Regions from separate parts of the Homo sapiens genome. Here region 1 is linked to region 2. A link is a loop called in an ENCODE intact Hi-C map of the cell type or tissue named here. Cell type or tissue: HCT116. All regions are shown on one strand. Each heading gives the region's core, and the rest is flanking DNA. Links, peaks and the distances in the headings are about the cores only. Region 1 overlaps CPEB3 (cytoplasmic polyadenylation element binding protein 3). Region 2 has its middle 140 kb from the start of IDE.

Region 1 (10,588 bases), core at 1,434-9,433, 220 kb before region 2:
CTCAAACATATATGTTCTAAGATCATATATCTTTTTCTTTTTTTGAGACGGAGTTTCACTTTGTTGCCCAGGCTGGAGTGCAGTGGTGCCATCTCGACTCACTGCAACCTCCACCTCCAGGGTTCAAGCAATTCTCCTGCCTCAGCCTTCCAAGAAGCTGGGATTACAGGCACCCGCCACCACTCCTGGTTAATTTTTTATTTTTATTTTTTGTACTTTTAGTAGAGACGGGGTTTCACTATGTTGGCCAGGCTGGTTTTGAACTCCTGACCTCAAGTGATGTGCTCACCTTGGCCTCCCAAAGTGCCAGGATTATAGGCAGGAGCCACCGTGCCCAGCTCCAACATATATGTTTTAAGACAATAAATTCTTTTTTTTTTTTTTTTTTGAGATGGAGTTTCACTCTTGTTGCCCAGGCAACAAGACAGTGGTACAACAAGACAGTGTACAACAAGACAGTTGTACAGTGGTGCAACTTCAGCTCACTGCAACCTCCACTTCCCAGGTTCAACCAATTCTCCTGCCTCAGCCTCCCAAGTAGCTGGGATTACAGGCACTCACCACTGCCCAGCTAATTTTTGTGTTTTTAATAGAGATGGGGTTTCACCATGTTGGCCAGGCTGGTCTCAAACTCCTGACCTCAGGTGATCCACTCACCTCGGTCTCCCAAAGTGCTGGGATTACAGGTGTGAGCCACTTTGCCCAGCCTAAAACAATATATCCTCATTGTCCAATATAGTAGCCACTAACCACATGTGGCTATTGAGCACTTGAAATGTCGCTAGAATAAACTGAGATGTGCTGTATTTGTAAAGTACCCACCGGATTTCAAAGACTTAGTACAAAAAAAAGTAAAACATCTCATTAATAATTTTTGTATTGATCATGTGTTGAAATAACATTTCACATATAGAGGTTAAATAAAATATATTAGTAAAATTAATTTCAGCCAAGCATGGTGGCTCACACCTATAATCCCAGCACTTTGGGAGGCCAAGGTGAGATGATCACTTAAAGCCAGAAGTTCCAGACCAGCCTGGGCAACATAGCAAGACCCCATCTCTACAAAAAATAAATAAAATTTAAAAAATTTCAAGTGTTTCTTTTTACTTTTCAAATGTGCCACTAGAAAATTTAAAATGATCTATGTAGCTTGCAGTCTATTTCTTTGGACAGCACTGCTATAGACAGAGTTCATGGTAACTCTGCTTAAATTCCTGCATTCCGAAGTTTCAGCAACTAGGCCAGTTTATACATTTTACCAATCCCCACCCAAATCTTGTTTACTTCTGCCCTAAAACCACATTATGAGTAACCCCAGGCCCCAAAACCTTATTAAGTACCCTAACTTCTCCCATCCTAAGACACTCCTTCTTCTAAGATACTCCTGAGGCTCTGTCAAGGTAGTGCTTGCTCAGCAAGTTTAGGAAACTCAGTTTCATATAATTAACAGATTTCCCTAGTGGTGTTTACATGGGGCTTTAACAAAAGTCAATGAATAAGAATTGTAAAGTGAAATAAGTTGTGTTGGAGATTCATTAAGTTTAACAAACAGAAACAATGATGATCGGTTTGAAAAGGGTAATTTATAAATAAGTTGTTCTGTCTAATGATTTAAATTACCAAAATTAAAATCCATACTTGTAGCAATCTACCTTATTTCGGTTCCTGGAATGGTAGAGTAGGAGAACATAAGATTAATGTAGAAACAACAGGCATAATATATCAATTTCATTGAAGCTGGAATCTTAAGAACAGGCTATAAACATGTCCTAAATTTTTAGACTTTGTAGAACCTTACTATTTTTATGATTTGACACTTAACTCCTGACTGGGTCTTTAAAGCAGATTTTAAATGAAACACAAAACAAACATGGCCATCTCCACTACTTTTTCCAACAGTCTCAGGACTCAGTAGAACACTATGTTAAAGCCCAACAACTAGGGTAAATCTCCTAGTCTAGAGCTAATTATAATATGGCAAATTAGTTGAAGTCCACCAAATCTCCCCAGCACAAAGTGAATTATACCCTGCCATTTTGACTGCAATTCATGGTCACATTTAAACTCCAGAATTACAGAAATATAAGCCATACTTCTAAAAAGCCAAATTTATCCCCAAAATCACCAAACAGAAAACCATACATATGACTCAACTTTCAACTTTTTACCATTGCACACATATTAATCTCAAGTAACACACAACCATTTTCATTTTCCACCAAATAGTCACCCATCCCACCTGCTATGGACTGAATGTCCCCCAAAATTCATGACTTGAACTTAATCTCCATTGTGGTGATATTAAGAGGTGGGGGGCCTTTTGGGAAGTGATTAAGTCATGAGGGCTCCACCCTCATGCATGGATTAGTGCCTTATAAAAGGGTTAGAGGGAACCAGCTTAGACCCTTTTTGACTTTCCATCCCTCTGTCATGTGAAGACTCAGCATGCTCTTTGGAGAATGCACCAACAAGGCACTATCTTGGAAGCAGAGAGGAGCCCTCACCAGACATCAAACCCACTGGCAACTTTGATCTTGGACTTCCCAGCCTCCAGAACTGTGAGGAAATAAATTTCTGTTCTTTGTAATTACCCAAACTGTGGTATTTTTGTTACAGCAACACAAATGAACTAAGATACCACTCAATTTTTTTTTTTTAAGATGAAGTCTCACTCTGTCCCGCAGGCTGGAGTGCAGTGGCGTGATCTCAACTCACTGTAACCTCCGCCTCCCAGGTTCAAGCGATTCTCCTGCCTCAGTCCCCCAAGTAGCTGGGATTACAGGCATGCACCACGACATCTGGCTAATTTTTTTTGTATTTTTACTAGAGATGAGGTTTCACCATATTGGCCAGGCTGGTCTCAAACTCCTGACCTCACGTGATCCGCCCACCTCGGCCTCTCAAAGTGCTGGGATTACATGCATGAGCCACTATGCCTGGCTCAAATTTATTTTAACAATTTTTTTTTCAACTTTCCCAGCATTCCTAACATCAGTAAAAGTTTTTTGTTATTTCTTTTTTTTGAGACAGAGTCTCACTCTGTCACCCAGCTGGAGTGCAGTGGTGCAATCTTGGCTCACTGCAGCCTCTGCTTCCTGGGTTCAAGTGATTCGCATGCCTCAGCCTCCCAAGTAGCTGGAATTACAGGCATATGCCACCATATCTGGCTAATTTTTGTATTTTTAGTGGAGGCGGGGTTTTGCCATGTTGGCCAGGCTAGTCTCAAACTCCTGACCTCAAGTGATCCACCCACCTTGGCCACCCAAAGTGCTGGCATCACAGACGTGAGCCACAGTGCCAAGCCAAGATTTTTTTTTTTTTTTTTTTGAGACGGAGTCTCACTCTGTTGCCCGGGCTAGAGTGCAGTAGTGCAATCTCAGCTCACTGCAACTTCAACCTCCTGGGTTCAATCGATTCTCCTGCCTCTGCCTCCTAAGTAGCTGGGATTACAGGCGCCCACCACTACACCCAGCTAATTTTTCGCATTTTTAGTAGAGATGGGGTTTCACCATGTTGGCCAGGCTGGTCTTGAACTCCTGATCTCCTGATCCGCCCACCACAGCCTCCCAAAGTGCTGGGATTACAGGCATGAGTCACTGCACCTGGCTTTTTTTTTTTAGACGGAGTCTCACTCTGTCACCAGGCTGCAGTGCAGTGGTGTGATCTTGACTCACTGCAACCTCCACCTCCCGGGTTCAAGCGATTTTCCTGCCTCTGCCTCCTGAGTAGCTGGGATTACAGGCGCCCACCACTACGCCCAGCTAATTATCTGTATTTTTAGTAGAGATGGGGTTTCACTGTGTTGGCCAGGCTGGTCTCAAACTCCTGACCTCATGATCTGTCTGCCTCGGTCTCCCAAAGTGCTGGAATTACAGGCATGAGCCATGGCGCCTGGCTTTTTTTTTTTTTTTTTTTCTTTTTTTTGAGAACAAGTCTCACTCTGTCACCAGGCTGGAGTGCAGTGGCACGATCTCGGCTCACTGCAACTTCCACCTCCCAGGTTCAAGCGATTCTCTTGCCTCAGCCTCCCGAGTAGGCTGGAACTACAGGTGCGTGCCACCACATGCAGCTAATTTTTGTATTTTTAGCAGAGACAGGGTTTCACCATGTTGGCCAGGATGGTCTCCATCTCCTGACCTCATGATCCACCTGCCTCGGCCTCCCAAAGTGTTGGGATTACAGGCCTGAGCCACCGCGCCCAGCTCATTTTTTTTTTTTTTAATAAGCGAAGATATCAGATACTCTCTAAATCCTATGAAACCTGAACTAGAACATCAGAATTAAAATCATTTAAATATATATATATTTTGATGGCTGGGTGCAGTGGCTCACGCCTGTAATCCCAGCACTTTGGGAGGCCGAGGAGCACGGATCACAAGGTCAAGAGATCAAGATCATACTGGCCAACATGGTGAAACCCCATCTCTACTAAAAACATAAAATTTGGCTGGGCAGCCTCCCTGGGACTAGGTTTCAGCGGCCGCTGCGATGACCAAAATAAAGGCAGATCCCGAAGGGCCCGAGGCTCAGGCGGAGGTGTGTTCCGGGGAGCGCACCTACCAGGAGCTGCTGGTCAACCAGAACCCCATCGCGCAGCTCCTGGCTTCTCGCCGCCTCAAGCGGAAGCTCTACAAATGCATTAAGAAAGCGGTGAAGCAGAAGCAGATTCGGCGCGGGGTGAAAGAGGTTCAGAAATTTGTCAACAAAGGAGAAAAAGGGATCATGGTTTTGGCAGGAGACACACTGCCCATTGAGGTATACTGCCATCTCCCAGTTAGGTGTGAGGACCGAAATCTGCCCTATGTCTATATCCCCTCTAAGACGGACCTGGGTGCAGCCACAGGCTCCAAGCGCCCCACCTGTGTGATAATGGTCAAGCCCCACGAGGAGTACCAGGAGGCTTACGACGAGTGCCTGGAGGAGGTGCAGTCCCTGCCCCTACCCCTATGAGGAGCTCCGGTAGCACCTGGGCACCTGCCGCTGGAAGCTACTGGGCTGACGGCAGGACGACTGGCTGTCCTCCTGCCCACCCACACTGACGGCATCTTCCCAGTTCCCCAAGGCACGCCTTCTTACCAGGCAGCTCTAACAGCCCTTTCATGAAGGTAATGCTAGTCTTCTGTCCATCAGTGCCATTTCCTGTAGAACTAAAGGCTGTTCCAAGAATGTAGGGTGGAGAAAGTAAATGCTAAGACTAAAAAAAAAAAAAAAAAAATTGGCTGGGCATAGTGGTATGCGCCTGTAGTCCGAGCTATTCGGGAGGCTGAGGCAAGAGAATCACTTGAACCTGGGAGGCGGAGGTTACGGTCAGCCAAGATCATGCCACTGCACTCCAGCCTGGCGACACAGCGAGACTCTGCCTCAAAAAAAAAAAAAAAAAAAAAAAAAAAATTATATATATATATACACACACACACACACACACACACATATATATATGCACAGAATAAAATTCCCAACTTGAGAGCCATGCACTAATGATATAAACCACTATGGTGGCATCTAAATTTAACATATTTAATTGATTTATCAATATGATGATTCACAATAAATTCTGCAACTTTGACTCCCAGCATGCTTTTCAAGTCTCTACCATCAATGAATACTCAAGAAATCAAATTAAATTCATATTAACAAGCTGGGCGTGGTGGCTCATGCCTGTAATCCCAACACTTTGGGAGGCCAAGGTGGGTGGATCACCTGAGGTCAGGAGTTCGAGACCAGCATGACCAACATGGAGGAACCCCGTCTCTACTAAAAATACAAAAATTAGCTGGGCGTGGTGGCACATGCCTGTAATCCCAGCTACTCAGGAGGCTGAGGCAGGAGAATCACTTGAACCTGGGAGGCACAGGTTGCGGTGAGCCAAGATCGTGCCATTGCACTCCAGCCTGGGCAACAAGCGCAAAACTGCGCCTCAAAAAAATAATAAAAAAAAAATAAATTCATTTTAACAACAAATGATTATAAATGACCACTGACAAAACAGTATTTCAAAATCAAAGAGGTCAGGCCTGTAATTCCAGGACTTTGTGAAACTGAGGCAGTAAAACAGCTTGAGCCCAGGAGTTCAAGACCAGCCTGGCCAACATGGCAAAACCCCGTTTCTACAAAAAATTATCTGGGCATGATGGTCCACACCTGTAGTCCTAGCTACACAGGAGGCTGAGATGGGAGGATCGCCTGATCCCAAGAAGGCAAGGCTTCACTGAGCTGTGATTACACATCAGTACGCTGCAGCCTGGGTAAAAGAGTGAGACCCTATCTCAAAAAACAACAACAAGGCCGGGCACAGTGGCTCACACCTGTAATCCCAGCACTTTGGGAGGCCGAGGTGGGCAGATCACGAGGTCAGGAGTTTGAGACCAGCCTGACCAACATGGTGAAACCTCGTCTCTACTAAAAATACAAAAATTAGCCCAGAGTGGCGGCACACACCTGTAATCCCAGCTACTTGGGAAGCTAAGGCAGGAGAATCGCCTGAACCTGGGAGGTGGAGGTCGCAGTGAGCTGAGATCGCGCCACTGCACTCCAGCCTGTGCTACAGAGCAAGATTCCATCTCAAAACAAACAAACAGACAAACAAACACCAAAAACAAAATCAAAGAGAAATTTTGACTTTTAGATCACTGATACGACTTTGCCATTACATGGCCAATTGAAAATGTCTCCTACTCAATCTTACAGGATGCATGGATATATGTGCATATGTGTATGCCTAGGTATATAAAAAATTGAGACATGGGTCTGTGTTTTAATGAAAACCATTACAAGCATAGATCCTGTTCTCCAGCCTACCCACAAGTGAACTACCCACAGTAGGCCAACATAAACTGTCAAACAAAGACCTTTTGTGAAACCTATAGAGTAAGAACAATAGAGATTGTCATAGGGTGCTCTATAGCATGAAGAGATGCTCTCATTCACTCCAGGTCCTGACCTCACAGCAGTTCCACTTCCCCACCTTTTCTTTTTTTTTTTCTCTTTTCAGACAGGGTCTCAAATCTGCCACCCAGGCTGGAGCGCAGTGGTATGATCACAGCTCGCTGCAGCCTCGACTTCCTAAGGCTCAGGTGAACATAGACCTATAGTGCATAACTTTTCTATATATCTTTTTATAATACTGACTACTGTAAAAAGCCATCAGTCCAGATTATTAATAATATGTGCAATGCAAATTATGTTGAACACACTTTCTTTGATGGTTTAGAACAAACGAAGTGTCTTCGGGGCATCATGAATATTATGATCATGCCCCAAGAGATTAAAAGATTCGGTTTTGAACTTGCTTATGACACCCCTAGAAGAAAATTCTTAATATAAATTCCTAATATCAGCTTGCTTGCCTATGGCTTGCTTGAATAAAACTGGAATATAAAATGGGCAATTGCTTAACTTCTTGGACTGTATAAAATGGCTGCCCTTTTAAATATTTAATTATTGTAACAAAAGCTGAAGCATCCTTTTACCCAGCTTTGTCCTCTTTGCTGAAATCTTCACTGTCTTTCAGTGTCCTTTGATGTCTCAGTATTCAATACATTCTCTATTATTTATGTCCCACTAACAGAATATGTCACCTCAACCCCCTTGTATGCTTCAACCTTCCATTATACCTCACAATGTGAAGGAATAAATTCACTATCAAGAGATTTTTCTGCCTTTAATCCTAACCACAGGCCTTGAATTTTTGACCTTAAGCTATAATTTCCTAAAAGCTGTTTTCTACTTTTCACATATAACGAATCTCAGCCTAACGCAGAATATCAGATATCCCGTTACATTTTAAAATGAAAACCTTGTGTTATACCTGCATGATTCACCTACCTTAAAATAGCTACTCTGGAATAACATTTCATATTCTAGATCACACCAGAGTTAATAGGTAAAATGAATCATCTACACTGGCAAATAAGCAGAAAACAGGCAGTAAGCTCTAAAATGTTAACTAAATAATTTTATTACCTTCTGATGAGCTCATATCTTTGAAATGTTGAGAAATTCTAGATCAAAATATGATAAAAGTCAATCTCCAGGCCGGGCATGGTGGCTCACGCCTGTAATCCCAACACTTTGGGAGGCTGAAGTGGGCAGATCACCTGAGGTCAGGAGTTCGATACCAGCCTGGCCAATGTGGCAAAACCCCATCTCTGCTAAAAATACAAAAATTAGCCAAGTGTGGTGGCGCATGCCTGTCGTCCCAGCTACTCCGGAGGCTGAGCCAGAAATGTTTGAACCCAGGAGGTGGAGGTTGCGGTGAGCGGAGATTGGGCCACTGCACTCCAGACTAGGCAATAAAGATTCCGTCTCAAAAAAAAAAATCAATCTCCCACCCAGCCCCAAATCTTCTAAAATGTTAAATTTGTAATGCGTATGAAAGTAAAATTTAAAACTTTCCATTCACTAAAAGTCTTAGTTTGTAACCACCTGAAGTATTAGCACAATTAATCTGTCTTTGTTCTGTCTAAAATTAACACAAAGTTTAATTTGGCAAATATTCAAAATAATGTTTCATCAGCATTGTAAAATCATTGAAATTACTTAGATTGTGTTTCTGCAGCATAAGAGCCAACGATTTTTAACTAGATTCAACTATTTTGATAATGCCATTCCATAGATGGCATTAATAGTAAAGCCTTCCCCACCCCACCCCCATCCCACCCAGATAACTTTTTTCCTTTTAAATGAGCACTATGGCAATGAAGTACCTGGTAAACCTACACCTTAAACTGCCATGTTAAAAAAAAAAAAAAACCTCCTTCCAAAACAAGTAAACAAGACAGGATCCTTTTGTTTTCATTTACATATACATAGACCATCATGCTGAAAAAGAGTTTAGAGCTGGCAAAAGTCTAGTCAATTGTTCTTACCAGGCCTTGATGTTAAACATCTTAAACAAATTGCATTCCGAAATGCTCTTTTGTTAAACTGGCTGTTTACCAATAGAAACAAAGTAACAGATGATGGTTAGGTTTCCATTCTAGCCTGTAAGTAGTAGATAATTGGTTACAAAGCTAAACAAAGACACAGAAAACCGTACATAATCTACAAGTCTAGCATGCTTCTCTGAGTTGAAAGTCTACCAGTGAGACCCAGGAACTAGGCCTCTCACAGATGCCCCTCTGCTCCAGAAATCACCAACTCCTACTACTTTCCCCAGCTCTATTTTCCACTCCTTTCATTAGGTTACAATAGTAGGAACAGACCTTAGGTCATAACACCACCAAATAAGTGAATGCAGAGTAGAAATGTTCCCCTAAAGAGAGGAGGTCATTTGAACAAACAGCAATACCTGTCAAGTTAATATTTCTGAGTTATAACTCCTGTACCAGAAATGTAACAACATCTCACTCTTGAATCAAAACTTTCAGGCCAGGTGTGGTGACTTGTGCCTGTAATCCCAGCATTTTGGGAGGCCATGGCAGGTGGATCACTTGAGGTCAGGAGTTCGAGACCACCCTGGACAATATGATGAAACCCCATCTGTACTAAAAATACAAAAAATAGCTGGGCATGGTGGCAGGTGCCTGTAATCCCAGCTACTCGGGAGGCTGAGACAGGAGAATCTCTTGAGCCCGAGAGGCAAAGCCTGCAGTGAGACGAGATCACGCCAGTGCACTCCAGCCTGGACAACAGAGCAAGACTCCATCTCAAAAAAATAAAAACTCTCAAATTCATTTATTTATTCAAATATATAATAAGCATCTACTACAGCTGAAGCTTTGCTGCTGTGGTCTGAATGTGGTATACCCCCAAAATGCACATGTTGAAATTTACTCCCCATTGTGATAGTATTAAGAGGTGGGGCCTTCGAGGAAGTAATTAAGTCATGGAGGCTCTGCCCTCATTAATGGGGTTAGAGCTTTTATAAGAAAGAGAGGCTTGTAGTCCCAGCTACACAGAAGGCTGAGGCAGGAGGATAGCTTGAGCCCAGGAGTTCAAGTCCAGAATGGGCAGTACAATGAGACCCCATCTCTTAAAAGAGGGAGAGAGAGAGAGAGACATTGATTGAAGGGTGTGTGTTTGCCCCTTCTGCCATGTGAGGACACAGAAAGAGGCACCATTCATGAAGCAGAGAACGAGCCTTTACCAGACAATGAATCAGCTAGTGCCTTTATCTTGGACTTTCTAGCCTCTATAATTGTGAGAAGTATTAAAATTTCTATTATTTATAAATTACCCCATCGAAGACGTTCACTTACCTGACTTTCCAGATTAATCTCTGTGTTTTATCTTCCCTATAAAAAATATCCACAGCACATTCAACAGCCGTGACCAATAAGACCATAAATTTCTGTCCAACAGATGAATTGCAAGCTTACCTAGAGATGGTAAAGGTTTGTCTCCAAACCTCTTTTTTTTTTTTTTTAATTTTTCATAGAGATGGGATCTTCTTATGTTGCCCAGGCTGGTCTCGAACTACCGAGTTCAAGCAATCCACCCACCTCAGCCTCCCAAAGTGCTGGGATTACAGGTATGAGCCACTGCACTCAGTTCTAAACCTTTTTAATGTCAGTATTATTGTAATTATGTGACTTAAATATATGCAAACCAATGAAATGAATGCCAAAAAATTATTTGATGAAAA
Region 2 (10,588 bases), core at 1,431-9,430:
TGCTCCTGTGATCCCAGCTACTTGGGAGGCTGAGGCAGGAGAATCACTTGAACCCAGGAGGCAGAGGTTGCAATGAGCTAGAGATCGAGCCACTGCACTCCAGCCTGGGCGACAGAGCGAAGACTCTGTCCCAGGAAAAAAAAAAGGAAGTTCCTTTTTGGACATGGTGAGTTTGAAATGACTGTGCAAAAGTCCAGGTGGAGATAGCCAGGAGGCAGCTGGAAATGAATTTGAGATTCAGGGAGAGATTAGGTTTGGAGATAGAAAGTGGAGAGTTAAGGCCAGGCATGGTGGCTGACGCCTGTAATTCCAGCAATTTGGGAGGCTGAGACTGGCGATCACCTGAGGTTGGGAGTTTGAGAACAGGCTAACATGGAGAAACCACATCTCTACTAAAAATACAAAATTAGCAGGCATGGTGGTGCATGCCTGTAATCCCATCTACTCGGGAGGCTGAGGCAGGAGAATTGCTTGAACCCTGGAGGCGGAGGTTGTGGGGTAAGCCGAGATTGCACCATTGCACTCCAGCCTGGGCAACAAGAGCGAAACTCCAACTTAAAAAAAAAAAGAAAAAAAAAAAGAAAGTTGAGAGTTAACAGCATGTCATAAAATAAAAGCAAGAAAGAAATGTGTAGGAGCAGACCCCAATGAAGTTCAACATTTAATGTCATTTACTTCCTCCTACTTCTTAGTCAATCACCTCTGCCTTATCCAAGTGCACTTCACTTTCCCCTGCGCTGCTTACAGGGATGGCATATGACACAGCCCCAGGGGACACATTACTATGTTGTGCTCCAGGGAGGGCCTGCCTTTGCCTTCATGACCTTTTCCAAGGTGACATCATGTGCCTATAATATCTTTTCTCCATTTGCCAACTCAGTTTTCTCCAATTCCTTAAACAGCCAGTGAATTCACGGAAATCCTCTTCCATTAAATCCTTTTGCTGCAGACCACAGAATAGCAACTATCCTGAATATTCTGACCCCTGAATAGCAAATTACCACTCTGCTGAATCAAAATGTGGAACTCTTACTCGTTCCCAGTTCTTTTTCCAATTAGATGCCTTGTTGTTTACTCTTAAAATCAACTTAGGTCTCTTTCCTTTCTTTCCTCTTTTTCCTTTCTTCCTTTCCTTCCTTTCCTTTCCTTCCCTTCCTTCCTCCCCTTCCTTCCTCTCCTTCCCTTCCTTCCCTTCCCTCCCTTTCTTCCCTCCCTCCCTTCCTTCCTTCTTTCTTTTCTCTTTTTCTTTCATCTTTCTTTCTTTTTTGAGATGAAGTCTCGCTCTGTCACCCAGGCTGGAGTGCAGTGGCACGATCTCGGCTCACTGCAACCTCCACCTCCTGGGTTCAAGTGATTCTCCTGCCTCAGCCTCCTGAGTAGCTGGGATTACAGGCACGCACCACCACACCTGGCTAATTTTTGTATTTTTAGTAGAGACGGGGTTTTACCATGTTGGCCAGGCTGGTCTGGAATGCCTGACCTCGTAATCTGCCCTCCTCAGCCTCCCAAAGTGCTGGGATTATAGACATGAGCCACCACGCCCGGCCTATTTATTTATTTTTGAAACCAGTTCTCACTCTGTCGCCCAGGCTGGAGTGCAGTGGCAAGATCATGGCTCACTGCAGCCTTGACTTACCAGACTGAATCAATCCTCCCATCTCAGCCTCTCAAGTAGCTGGGACAACAGACACGTGCCACCATGCCCGGCTAATGTTTATATTTTTTGTACAGACAGGGCCTTGCCATGTTGCCCAGGCTGGTCTTGACCTTCTGGGCTCAAACCATCTGACTACCTCAGCCTTCCAAAGTGCTGGGATTACAGGTGTGAACCACCATGCCTTACCCAAATTAGGCTTATCTTGATGCAAACACCTTGTTGTCTGTTGCTATTTGGTTTATTGTTTCTGTGTCATTGTCTGTGTGTTCGGCCATAGCAGTGATGTATGTGTCCTGATCTGGTGCTTACCCTGAAGAAATCATAGGCTGTGTCAGGTAGAGCCATGGACAGTCTGGATTATCTAGCACAGTTCTGTTGAAAATATTCATTTGATATGTCAAACTATGCATTTTGTTTTCTTTTTCTTTGTTTTATATAGAATCAGGGTCTCACTATGCTGCCCAGGCTGGTTTTGAACTCCTGGCTTCCCACCTTGGCCTCCCAAAGTGCTGGAATTACAGGTGTGAGCGACCATGCCAAACCCAAACTGTGCATTTTGGCTCAGAAAATGTTGTTAGGGCAGGAACACTTGGCAGATTTCTTGGTATTTACAATTAGGCATTTAATACATACTTTTTAGAAATAACAACAACAACAAAGGAACTTGAGCTTCTCAAGTCTTAGCTTTGTCTAAAGCCCACAGGGTCTCTTTAGAAAGGATAATGTCTAAAATCAACATTATAAATATATTTATGGGAGACTGGTTTGAGTAATAAAACTCCGGTCTCCCGCAAAAATAAATAAAAATAAATAAGTAAATATATTTATGTTCTATATGCCAACATAGCAACTTCTCAGTGATGTTCAGTAAGGGATAAATTCCTCCATTTATTAAGTGTCTAATTGTAAATACCAGGAAATCTGCCAAGTGTTCCTGCCCTAACAACATCGGAGAACAACAGGAAGCCTGATCAACAGTGGCTTTTCCCCTCATAGCAAGTGCAGGGATAGGCAGTCCCCTGTAGTCCCAGCTACTCGGGAGGCTGATCAGCATAAAAGCTGCCCATAGTCGCCATCAGGGAGGGATCCGGGCTGCTCTCACCTGTCCATTCTGTCCTTCTTAGTTACAGTGGCTTTTGTCCTCACACTTGTCATCTCATGGCCAGTGGTGGCTGCTCCACTTCTAAGTTTCATGTCCCCAGGAAGATGGTAGCAAGAATTCGGGGGTGGAGGGACAAGGGAAAAAGACACTTCTTGTACTGAGGTATTGTCATTTTATTCAGGAAGGGAAGCCCTCCTTAGTGATTTCACTTAGATCTCATTGACCATCTCTCCCTACAAGGGAACAGAGAGACGGAGTTTGTAGCTTTTACAGCTTCTGTGACAGAGCTAGACAAGTGAGATGGGAGAAATGATTGGGAGCTACCAATCAAGTACTTCAGACTTAAGAAAAAAATAGAAATCACATTATTGCATCTGCATATTTCCTAAAATCCTGTGAGCAACACATCTTACGCTAATTTACTTGTGCAGATGTTGATTTCTATCTACATAATTTACAGAATGATCTCATTTCAAAAATTTCCACTCCATAAAATATGAACAATATTACACTCCTTTCTTATTTTCAGTTTTGGTGTCAGTTTATATGGTCTATTTTATCAAAGTGAACTAGGAAAAGGATTGAAAATATTTCTAGATTCTAATTCAGGTAATTGGGTGAATAAGAGTTTTTTTTTTTTCTTTTTTGAGATGGAGTCTCGCTCGGTCACCCAGGCTGGAGTGCGGTGGCACAATCTCAGCTCACTGCAACCTCTGCCTCCCGGGTTCAAGCGATTTTCCTGCCTCAGCCTCTCAAGTAGCTGGGATTACCGGCACGCACCACCACGCCCAGATAATTTTTGTATTTTTAGTAGAGATGGGGTTTCACGATGATGGCCAAGCTGGTTTTGAACTCCTGACCTCAAGTGATCTGCCCACCTCGGCCTCCCAAAGTGCTAGGATTACAGGTGTGAGCCACCACGCCCAGCCAAATAAGAGATATTTTTAGCCATGTGTCATTTTTCTTTCTTTCTTTTTTTTTTTTTTTTATGAGATGGGGTATTGCTCTGTTGCCCAGTCTGGAGTACAGAGGCACAATTATAGCTCACAGCAACCTCAAATTCCTGGGCTCAAGCAGTCTTCCTGCCTCAGCCTCTTGAGTTGCTGGTATTACAGGCATGAGCCACCACACCTGGCTGTCATTTTTATTTTACTTTATTATTTTATTTATTTATTTATTTAGAAACAGGATCTCCGTCTGCCTGTCGCCCAGGCTGGAGTGCAGTGACATGATCATGGCTCACTGCAGCCTTGACCTCCTGGGCTCAAGTGATCCTCCCACCTCAGCCTCCAGAGTAGCTGGGACTACAGGTAAGAGCCATCATGCCTGGCTAATTTTTTTATTTTTATTTTTTATAGAAATGAGGTCTCCCTATGTCGTCCAGGCTGGTCTTGGACTCCTGGGCTCGAGCGAGCCTTCTGTTTCAGTCTCCCAAAGTGCTGGGATTTCAGGCATGAGCCACCATATCCAGCCCTGGCTGTCATTTTTAAAGTTAGTTCCTGGTCTTTTCCTCTGAGGTGGCAAAAATTTCTTTGACTGGCAAGCAACAGCACCAAAGGTAATGTTACCTATCTTCCCACGTTTGTCCCCGCTTGGCACATTACATAAATTGGAGTCAGCCAGGTTCCATGGCTCATGCCTATAATCCCAGCAATTTGGGAGGCCAGGATGGGAGGATGGCTTGAGGACAGGAGTTCAAAACCAGCCTGGGCAACATAGTGAGACCCCGCCTCTACAAAAAATAAAAAATTAGGCAAGGTGGTGAGCACCTATAGTCCTAGCTACTCGAGAAGCTGAGCCTGGAGGATCACTTGAGCCCAGGAGTTCCAGGCTGCAGTGAGCTATGATGGAACCACTGCACTCCATCCTGGGAGACAGAAAAAGATCTTGTCTCTAAAAAAAAAAAAAAAAATTAAGGGCTGGGCACAGTGGCTCACGCCTGTAATCCCAGCACTTTGGGAGACCGAGGTGGGCGGATCACGAGGTCAGGAGTTTGAGACCAGCCTGGCCAACATAGTGAAAACCCGTCTCTACTAAAAATACAAAAATTAGCTGGGTGTGGTGGCAGGCACCTGTAGTCCCAGCTACTTGGGAGTCTGAGGCAGGAGAATCGCTTGAACCCAGGAGGAGGAGGTTGCAGTGAGCCGAGACCACGCCATTGCACTCCAGCCTGGGTGACAGAATAAGACTCCGTCTAAAAAAAAAAATTAAAAGAAGAAACCATAAATTGGAGTTGGTGTAGACATAAAGCCAGAGAATGGGTTTTGAGTGTGTGGAGCATTTTTCACTGAGAAGTGCTTTATCTCCATCTTGTGGACAACCTTATCTTTGCAATGTCAGCAGTGGTTCTCTGGCCTTAAACACACATAAGGATCACGAGGAGGACTTGCAAACAATCCAATATCCAGTCCTCTCTACCCCATCCCCACCAACTCAGTTAGTGTAGATATATATTTTATATATATATATGTGTGTGTGTGTGTGTATATATGTGTGTGTGTATATATATGTGTGTGTGTATATATGTGTATATATGTATATATGTGTATATATATGTGTATATATGTATATATATGTGTGTATATATGTGTGTGTGTGTGTGTGTATATATATATATATATATATATATATATATATATGATCTGTAGCTGGGCGATAGGAAGCAGGAAAAAAAAGATCTGTAGCCAACTTTCATATGCAATTAGGGTTAAAAACCAATAAGTTAGAAGAAACTCTAAGTCAGTTATGAATACTGGAACAATCATTCCTTCTATAAGACTGCCATAAAGTAAAAAGAACAATCTCTGTAGGTAAATTATACAATCTTCCAAAGGCCCTTTTACAACTTGCAGAGAGGAAATCAAGGAGTTGCTAGCAATATGAGAAATCTAAACCCAAATCCAAATTGCTTTCTGTGCAACTCTCCCTATGATGAGGCAGAAATGTGCTGAGCAAAGAGACATGCAAATACACACACCATCAGACTTGTCCCTGGGCCAAACTGTGAAGTGGTTTCCACCTGCTTTTGGTATCATATATGTTTCCTGGCTGCTTTCTTGCGTATATCCTTGTTTAATTCTGGTTCTTCTCATGAATGCCAATATTTGCCTGAGGGCACAGGGCCCTGGAAGGCCTCAGGTGCCCACCCAGATCTTGCTTTTCCCTCCATCTTTTCGTTTATTAAAACTTACCTTGCCGGGATCTGATTCTTTCTCAGCTCATTATCTTCTTAAAAAGCTTCTCAAACTAATTCCCAATGACAATGGGTCAGTCTTCATCATAATGCAGGCATTATTGGAATTTTTTTTTTTTTTTTTTTTTTGAGATGAAGTCTCCCTCTGTTGCCCAGGCTGGAATGCAGTGGTGCAATCTAAGCTCACTGCAATCTTTTGCTTCCCGGTTCAAGTGATTCTCCTGCCTCAGCCTCCTAAGTAGCTGGGATCACAGGAGCCCACTATCACGCCCGGCTAAATTTTGTATTTTTAAAAGTAGAAATGGGGTTTCACCATTGTGGTCAGGCTGGTCTCGAACTCCTGACCTCAGGTGATCTGCCTGCCTCAGCCTCCCAAAGTGCTGTGATTACAGGCGTGAGCCACCATGCCCAGCCTGGAATAAAATTTAGTCATTAAAATAGGAGACCAAGTTCTGCTCTGGCAGTGGTTGACTAGATGGTGCTGAAACCTCTCACTGAAAACAAACTAGAAAAGATGTACAATATATACCATTAAGAGTGAAAAGACAAGCCAAAGAGTGATAAATAATAAAAATAACAAAAGAGCTCAGACCCAAAATATATGGGACTCCTACAAATCACTAAGGATTGACAACACAATTAAAAAATGGCTGAGAGGCCAGGCACAGTGCCTCATGCCTGTAATCCCAGCGTTTTGGGAGGCCAAGCAAAATCACTTGAGACCAGGAGTTCAAAATTAGACTGGGCAACATAGCAAGACCCCTGTCTCTACAAAAAAATTAAAAAATCAGCTGGGCATGGTTGGGCACAGTGGCTCACGCCTGTAATCCCAGCACTTTGCGGGGCTGAGGCGGGTGGATCATCTGAGGTCAGGAGTTCAAGGCCAGCCTGACCAACATGGTGAAACCCCATCTTTACTAAAAATACGAAAAGTTGACAAGGTGTTAACTTTTCTCATATTGCTAGCAACTCCTTGATTTCCTCTCTGCAAGTTGTAAGAGGGCCTTTGGAAGATTATATAATTTACCTACAGAGATTGCCTCGGGACGCTGAGGCAGGAGAATCATTTGAACCCGGGAGGCGGAGGTTGCAGTGAGCCGAAATGGCACCACTGCACCCCAGCCTGGGCGACAGAGCAAGACTCTGTCTCAAAAAAAAAAAAAAAGAAAAGAAAAGAAAAGAAAAAGGCCGGGTGCAGTGGCTCATGCCTGTAATCCTAGCACTTTGGGAGGCCGAGGTGGGCGGATCACCTGAGGTCAGGAGTTCGAGACCAGCCTGACCAACATGGAGAAACCTCATCTCTACTGAAAATACAAAGTTCACCGGGGGTGGTGGCGCATGCCTATAATCCCAGGTATTCGGGAGTTTGAGGCAGGAGAATCGCTTGAACCCGGGAGACGGAGGTTGCAGTGAGCCGAGATCGTGCCATTGCACTCCAGCCTGGGCAGTAAGAGTGAAACTCCATCTCAAAAAATAAAATAAAATAAGCTGGGCATGATGGCACACACCTGTAGTCCTAGCTACTTGGAAGGCTGAGGTGGGAGGATTGTTTTAGCCCAGGATTTTGAGGCTGCAGTGAGCTATGACTGCATCACTGCACTCTAGCCTGGGTGACAGAAAGAGACCCTGTCTCAAAAAAAAATTGGTGAAAGACTTCACAAAAGGGAACACTGAAAAGTCAATACACATGAAAAGTTTCTTAAGCTCATTATATGCAAAGAAATGCTAATTAAAACCACAGTGTATATACCTACTACACCCATGAGAATGGCCAAAATTTAAAAGACTAACAGTTGGTCCAAGAGTTGTGGGTTGTTAAGCTGATTAATATTGTCTCCCTCTACAACCATGCTTGACTCCAAAAAATAAAGAAAATAAAAAATAAAAATACTGGCCAGGTGCAGTGGCTCACGCCTGTAATCCCAGCACTTTGGGAGGCTGAGGCAGGCGGATCACGAGGTCAGGAGATCGAGACCATCCTGGCTAACATGGTGAAATCCCGTCTCTACTGAAAATACAAAAAATTAGCCGGGCGTGGTGGTGGGCGCCTGTAGTCCCAGCTACTCGGGAGGCTGAGGCAGGAGAATGGCATGAACTCACGAGGCAGAGCTTGCAGTGAGCTGAGATTGCGCCACTGCACTCCAGCCTGGGGGACAGAGCAAGACTGCGTCTCAAAAATAAATAAATAAATAAATATAAATAAATAAATAATAAATAAAAATAAAAAGACTAACAATACCAAGTGATGGTAAACAGCTGAAACTCTCATACCCTGCTGTGAGAGTGTAAATTCGCATAGTCACTTTGGAAAACTGTTTAGTTGTATCTGCTAAAGTTGCTCACACACATGTATCCTATGACTTTGCAATTTCACCTGTTACAGAAATAGATGCAGATACGTACCAAAGACATGTTTTTGTTGTTGTTGTTTTTGAGACAGAATTTCGCTTTTGTTGCCCAGTCTGGAGTGCAATGGTGGGATCTGGGCTCACCACAACCTCCGCCACCCAGGTTTAAGCGATTCTCCTGCCTCAGCCTCCCGAGTAGCTGGGATTACAGACATGCACCACCATGCCCAGCTAATTTTGCATTTTTAGTAGAGATGGGATTTCTCCACTTTGGTCAGGCTGGTTTCAAACTCCCAACCTCAGGTGATCCGCCCACCTCAGCCTCCCAAAGTGCTGGGATTACAGGCATGAGCCACTGTGCCTGGCATCAAAGACATGTTTTAAAATGTTTAAAAATAGGCTGGGCGCAGGCCAAGATGGCGCCACTGCACTCCAGCCTGGGTGACACAGCGAGACTCCGTCTAAAAAATAAATAAATAAATAAAATAAAATTATTGAGATGTACCTGGAAGTGCTCCTCAAACTTTACTGTATGTTTGACTCACCTGGAGATCTTGTTAAAAGGTAGATTTTATCCAGTAGTCTGCGGCAAGCTCCAGTTGATGCCCACACTGGTCCACCGAGCATGCTTTGACTAGCAAGGACCTAGGGCGCTTCCCAAACTATGTTCCACCAACAGTAACGTTTTGCAAAGTGTTGACATTATTAAATTACTAAAATATAATAAAAATTTACTTTAAAAACATAATACTGGCTGGGTACAGTGGCTCATGCCTATAATCCCCATACTTTGGGAGGCCGAGGCAGGAGGATCACTTGAACTCAGGAGTTTGAGACTAGCCTGGGCAACAAAATGAGACCCCATCTCTACAAAAAATTCAAAAATTAGCTGGATGTGGTGGTGCATGCCTGTAGTCCCAACTACTGGAGAGACGAAGTGGGAGGCTGGCTTGAGCCTGGGAGGCAGAGGTTGCAGGGGGCCAAGATCGCGTCACTGCACTCCAGCCTGGGCAACAGAGCCCGACTCTGTCTTAAACGCGCACACACACACACACACACTCTCTCTCTCTCTCTCTCTCTCTCTCTCTCTCTCTCTCTCTATATATATATATATATATATATATAATTTTCAGGTTACTCTTATTTTGTAAGAATTTGTTTTTAAAAGTCAGTGTGCCATAGCAGAGAATAATAACCTCATAAACATAAAGCTCAGTAAACAACTATGTGCCAGGTACTGTGACACTACCTAATTTAATCCAGAAGAATATGCCTGGAAGTGGCAGGAAAGGTCATCCCATGATGAACATGAGCTCTCTGACACTTCGCTGGAAAAGCAGCACTTAGCAATTGGCATCTCTGTGATGGATTGTCTATTGATGGGGCTGGAAAACTTCTGTAAAACACTAGGTGGTAAATATTTAGGCTTTCTGGATATTGAGACTCAGGAAATGCTACCTCAAAGCGAAAGCCTCAGAAGCAGCTCTCTCTGACCTCCTCCTGCCCTCCTGTCTCTTCCCCGCTTTCTCCCCCAGGGCATGCCACGGAAACTAGAATCCTTCTTCTCCACAGTGGGTTATAAAGCCTAAAAACATTACTCTAACCTCTCCCCACCTTTCTGTCTAGAGATGGTCATAAAGAAATTCCCTGACCTATCTGGCTTGACAGTAGGTCATAAGACCCCCATTCCAGGATCCTGTTCCATACCTGAGAGGAAGAAATGCTACAACAGAGACACCAAGAAGAACCTCAACAGACAGGTCTTGCTGGGCTTCCTCCTCTCGGTCTACTACATTAGATCACACCCTTTGCCACAGTTGTACATGACTGTCCACTCTTCATTGCATCGAAGCATACAAATGGACAGTTTTTCCTATATCTCTGGGTCTTCATTTTGAAGGCTCCCATGTCATGTAAAACCATGATTAAATAAACTTGTTACACTTTTCTCTTGTTAACCGTCTCTTTTGTTATAGAAGTGTCTGCTGCGACCCTTATGATGGGAAGAAAAGGTATCACACCCTTTTCACCCCTACACAGATCATAGGGTCTGTATCATAACTACTAAGCTCTGCCATTATAGCATGAAAGCATAAATATGTAAAAGAATGAGCATAACTGTGGTCCAAAAAACTTCATTGACAAAAAACATGGCAGGCCATAGTTTCCAACCTGTGGCCTATTGAATCTTTAGTCAATGATATGTGTCTTGTTTTAAAATTTGCATACATTTTACCTGAGAAAATGTTATAAATCTATAGTTTGGTTTCTTTCTTTCTTTTCCTTTC

Evidence for each region. Peaks named below come from ENCODE experiments on the same cell type or tissue, not always from the same donor. Only the 100,000 strongest peaks of a DNase experiment are listed, where the experiment ranks them.
Region 1: a loop joins it to region 2, with 5 times the contacts of the local background. A loop is called at or near these places in 5 of 110 quality-filtered maps.

Annotation. Positions count from the first base shown.
Region 1 is chr10:92,211,841-92,222,428 of GRCh38, forward strand. The region is part of intron 2 of CPEB3 (cytoplasmic polyadenylation element binding protein 3); the gene reads right to left. It also overlaps the pseudogene NHP2P1. Among named protein-coding and RNA genes, the nearest start is that of CPEB3, 74 kb to the right of the region's middle. In HCT116, for the core only: a CTCF peak has its summit at 4,929; a DNase peak (open chromatin) is centred at 4,971; H3K4me3 peaks cover 330 bases; H3K27ac peaks cover 2,139 bases.
Region 2 is chr10:92,430,129-92,440,716 of GRCh38, forward strand. No RefSeq gene overlaps it. Among named protein-coding and RNA genes, the nearest start is that of IDE, 140 kb to the right of the region's middle. In HCT116, for the core only: a CTCF peak has its summit at 5,068 (motif pointing left); a DNase peak (open chromatin) is centred at 5,083.